Linked DNA regions of Homo sapiens: region 1 is linked to region 2. Evidence: chromatin loops called from intact Hi-C (ENCODE). Cell type or tissue: prostate gland. All regions are shown on one strand. Region 1 has its middle 80 kb from the start of LINC02132. Region 2 has its middle 9.9 kb from the start of FOXF1.

What was found. Hi-C counts contacts between places; a loop is a spot of excess contacts. Peaks named below come from ENCODE experiments on the same cell type or tissue, not always from the same donor. Only the 100,000 strongest peaks of a DNase experiment are listed, where the experiment ranks them.
Region 1: it touches region 2 in a loop (9-fold over the local background); 2 of 110 quality-filtered maps call a loop at or near these places.

The regions. Positions count from the first base shown.
Region 1 is chr16:86,015,105-86,017,604 of GRCh38, forward strand. No RefSeq gene overlaps it. Among named protein-coding and RNA genes, the nearest start is that of LINC02132, 80 kb to the left of the region's middle. In prostate gland, a CTCF peak has its summit at 1,475 (motif pointing left); a DNase peak (open chromatin) is centred at 1,477.
Region 2 is chr16:86,519,154-86,521,653 of GRCh38, forward strand. No RefSeq gene overlaps it. Among named protein-coding and RNA genes, the nearest start is that of FOXF1, 9.9 kb to the left of the region's middle. In prostate gland, a CTCF peak has its summit at 1,117 (motif pointing left); a DNase peak (open chromatin) is centred at 1,098; H3K27ac peaks cover 563 bases.

The DNA of each region.
Region 1 (2,500 bases), 500 kb before region 2:
GGAGGCTGAGGCAGGAGAATCTCTTGAATCCAGGAGGTGGAGTTTGCAGTGAGCCAAGATCATGCCACTGCACTCCAGCCTGGGTGACAGTGAGACTCTGTCTCAAAAATAAAATAATAAAATAAAATAAAGATGAATAGATTCAAGGCAGTTCAAAGGCAGTGCCTTCTGATAGAACTTAGGGTGATGATGGAAATGTTCTGTAGGTCAGAATCAACCATGGTCTAGGGAGGACAGCCATCCATGTAAGAAATACGCCAGTTCCACGTGGGGCCTCCTGGTTGGACAGAGAAGGGTGGAAATTCTCAGGGGAGGAGGGTTTTCATCACAAACCATGGTCTGTACAAATTAAGAAATCTTGGGCTTACCTTAAAGAATGGTAGAACAGTGAAGGAGTTGGTAATCAGATGCAGAAAGATCCTTTGCTATGACTATTTGGAAGCCCTCCCTGGTGCCCCCACAGTCTGGCCCACTGTGAACCATGAGGTGCCAGAGCACTCACTGCCCCGTTCCTTGTCCTTGTGACTGCTCTAGGTTTGCTGTCAACTTCCCACGCCCCTCTGTCTTGTCTCTCTAACCTCACTTCCCAAGACAGGGCTTTGTCTCCTGGGAACTCCTTGTATCAGCCGTGGGGCCTGGTCTGATGCAGTGCTCATGGTCACTGTTGGCATGAGAAAGTCATGTTTCTTAGCCACCAGGAAGACAATGGGTCAATCACGTGAGAGAAGCAAGCCAGATGGAATGCCTTCAGCTGCAGGAAACAGAAGATTCAACCCCAGCTGGGGTGAGCTACCAGGGGTTTATCAACGTACATCACAAGAAGTTCCAAGGTAGAGAAGCTCTGGGGTTGGTCATTCGGCAAGCCAGTGACATGGTGAATAGCTGAGGCTCTTTCCATTTTTAGTGCTGCTATTCTCAGCATGTATTTCTTGGATATCTTCCCTCCTGGGCCCAATACGGCTGCCCTGGCTCCAGACCTTGCAAGCAGGCACAACAATCTCCATTGCGTTCCCTGGCTAGAGAGTATGCGATGTGTGGCGTGGTACCATAAAACCCGTGAAATAACAGCAGAGGCATCACGATAACCTCTCAACATCTGTGTGACAAGATCGCCTCCGGCTTCCTAATGTTTTGTAGACATTAACGTGTCTCAGAAGCCATTTGGGCCCAAAGCTCTACTTCACAGACGAGGAAACAGGGTCGGGGAGTGAAGGGTTCTGCCTAGGCTGCACGGAGAATCTGACAGATGTGGCTGCTTAAGGTCAGGTGGCGGGGTTGCATTAGAACTCAGGTTTTCTGACTCCTGTCTAATTAAGATGCTCCCTTTTTCTGAATTCTATTGACTGGAGTGACTGGAGCATCTCTCCTAAACAGCAGCCATCGCTGTCAGCCACCTGGTCCCAGATGGGAAACTTGCTGTTTTGCGGTTCTCAGGGAAGCTTCATGGTTGTGTCCCTGGGGCACTGGCTCCCTCTAGTGAACAAACTAAAAAATTACACGATGTTCCTTCAGGATCCATGCAAGGACCCAACTAACTCTCAAAAACATTCTCCGTGCTGGCTAAAATGCTGATTCCAGGGCCTCATCCTCAGAGATTTGAATTCAACAGGTCTAGAGTGGGGCCTGGAAATATGCATTTTAACAGACTCCAAGACGACTTTGATGCTGCAGGTCCTCTGACTGTACTTTGAGAACCACGTTCCCTGGCAGTTTGGGGCCAGGAAAGGAGCATGTGGGGTCTGAAGACCTGGTTGCTGGTCTTGCTGTGTCTGTGACCTTGGGCAAGGCCATTTGCTCTCTGAGCCTCTCTGTTCTCATCCATAAGACCAGTGGGTTGGACTAGAGATGGGGCAAATTGTGGAGTCTTGGGAATGACACATCTCTTTGGCCTCAGCATCCTCAACTGTAAAATAAAAGGGGTGGGCAAATGGTTAAAAAGAAGAAGACAGACAACACCAAATTCCGGACAGGCTGTGGAGCAACTCAAGCCCTCATGCGATTTGATGGGATGAAATTTGTTGCAACCACTTCGGAAGACTCTGTGGCAATGTCCACTATATCCATCCCCCATGACGCAAAGACTCCTCTGCTGGGTACAGTCCCTTCTTGTTCAAGGTGTCACTTTCCATGGGTTCAGTTACCCTTGGTCAACCTCAGCTTGAAAATATTAAACGGAAAATTCCAGAGAGAGTGAGAGGAAGAGAATGTACATGCACATTCACATAACTTTTCTTACGGTAACTATTATAATTATTCTAGTTGGTTTTTTTTTTTTTTTTTTTTTTTGATATGGAGTCTCACTCTGTCACCCAGGCTGGAGTGCAGTGGTGTGATCTCGGCTCACTGCAACCTCTGCCTCCCGGGTTCAAACGATTCTCGTGCCTCAGCCTCCAGAGTAGCTGGTATTACAGGCGCATGCCACCATGCCCAGCTAATTTTTTGTATTTTTGGTAGAGATGGGGTTTCGCCACGTTGCCCAGGCTTGTGTCAAGTGATCTGC
Region 2 (2,500 bases):
CGTGTTGTCCCAGCCCAGTGGCAAGGGAGCAAGGGTGTGGTGGTCGCACAGCAACTGGCATTGAGGTGGGAAGGTGTGCGGTCCCCATTGGAGTAGATGCCCAGGCCATGCACTACCCAGCAGCTGAATACACAGGGCCATGTCCTGCAGTACCATCCAGCTGCTTCCAGCATCAGGACACCTGGGGTCATGTGGACACTCTGAAGCAACAACGACAGCAAGGGCAGGATGACCACAAATGTCCTTAGCAGAGGGAGAAAGCTGCCCAGATGCAGTGTCTACATGGTCCCTATGGTGGTCTTTCTCCCATCCCACAGTGCAGGATGTTTGCTGGGGACACAACCAAGAGGAAGCCTGGCAGAGCAGGGGCGGAGGGTCGCTGGGACCAGGTGCAGGCATCCTCTCTGACTTATTTTGGACAATGTTCTATGCCTGTGGGGTGGCAGCCTAGGGAGGAGCAGTGCCACACGCAGGGCCCTTGAGAGTGCTGTAGTGCTGTGACCAGCCGCCGCAGGCATTTTATGGAAACTGCCGCCAGCACTCCAGGGAGCAGGCACGGACGCCGGGTTCCCCCCACCCCGTGTTCCCCGGCAGGTCTGGGGTCTGGGCCACGGGGAAGCGTGCTGAGTCTGCAAATGTCCCTGGAAGAGGAGAGCAACATTTCCGTTCCGGACACTTCCCCCCAAACAGGCTGTGATCTATTAGTGCATGGCGTTTCTGTGAGGCAGGAAGCACTGGCCAACCCTGGCTTTCTGCTGTGACTCCTCGGCAGGGTCGCCAGCCTGACTGAGCAGAGAGGACTGCGCCGCCTCTGTCCAGGTGCGGGAGGTGGGCCAGCAAAGTGGGCAGGGCAAGGGGAGGCAGCCAGGGGAGGCTGGGCGAGGCCACAGCAAATGTAGGTCATGAGGACAGGAGGGACAGGAGGGCAGCTGTCCCGGCTCACTTCCCAGGGGCCTTCGCTGCGATGCCCGCCCCAGGGAGAGAGCTCAGGGTCAGGAAACCTCTTGGGAAACAAGAGGACCCAGGACACCAGGGTCCTTCCTGCGGGGCAGCCTCTGACCCACCCTGGGGATTTCCCGCTCGGCTGTTTCTCTACACGGCGGCAGCGCCACCTGCTGTCCACTTCGTGCAGATGCTATTGGGCCCTTAAAATCCGTCCCATCAGGAAAATTGATCTTCCCCAGGATGGGCAGCCGCGGATGCGAGGAATGAACCTGATTGCTCTATTTCAGACCCTTTGACCTTTGTCAAGGCGTAGCTGGCTTTTTATTTTATTTTATTTGGTCGGGGGTCAGTTAATGCAGTGTTTTTCTAATTACACAAATGACGTGGCTTATTCCAAATAAAAAAAAAAAAACTTTAGAAAAGTGAAACGAAGAAAGTAAAAATGACTTCCAACCCCATTCCTGAGTGAGGCAGCTGTGCTCCGTTGGCCACAGGAGACATCTCCCTGCACCCTCAGGGACCCCGCCGTTCTAGGAGGAGCAGATAAGGGATGTAGCGGGTCAGAGCACGGGAGTCACAGGGCCTGGGTTCGAGTCCCGACTCCCTCTCTTCTCAACTTCGTGAGCCTGCACAGGTGTCTCTCTTCTGCTCACCTCGGCTTCCCCATCGTTACAGTGGGGATGATGGTAAGAGTAGGGCTCCCATAGCATTGCTGTGAGGCTTAAATAAATAATAACCTGTGAAAGGCTTACAGTGAATAAACCAGGCACAGAGAGGGCAAGCACTTAGAGGCCACACAGCCAGGACACGGTGCAAACCCTGGTGTGCCTGGCTCCAGCACGGCACTCTTCGACCATTAAATGGTCTCTCTGTTCCGACAAGCTGCGGTGGCTTCGTGACCCCTGAGGCCCTGCTTGTGGTCAAGAGATGAGCACGTGGTGTTTCTCCGGGGGACAGCCTTCTCCCGCCCAGCAGGGAGGGGCTTGACGCTGTGGCCGACTCTGCTATGAGACCGCAGGGAGTCACAGAGCCCTTCTGAGCCACATCTGTCTTATCTGGAAAAGGGAAACAGTAGTACACGCTTCCTGGGACTCTTCTAAGGCTTAAGTGAGCTAATTCACCCTGCAAGGTGGGTAGGGATGTTTAATTTGCTCACAATTCAGTACTCAGGGCCTGAGCTCATTGCTTCCAAACCATCCAGAGTGCAAAACGCGCAAACCGCATGGTCACACGTCAGCTCCATTCCGACCTCTGCGATTTATGGACATCAAAAAGAAAAGGTTCCATTCACATGAAGAAGTGCTGCCGTGTTCGCGGGAATGGGAGTGTGGGTTCCCTAAGCGTCTCTGCTTGCTTGAATAAGTGCCCAGATGGTCTCTGGTAAAAACACGGGATGATCACTGACATTGGCAAAGTCATGGGGACTTGCTGGGGCGGTGGGTGGCCGGGAGAGGGGGACAGAAGAGGGGCGCCCAGATCCCCCCAACCTGCGGCTCTGCAATGCACCAGGAAACAAGCCGCCAATACTCTATGCCCCAGTTTCTCCATCTACAAA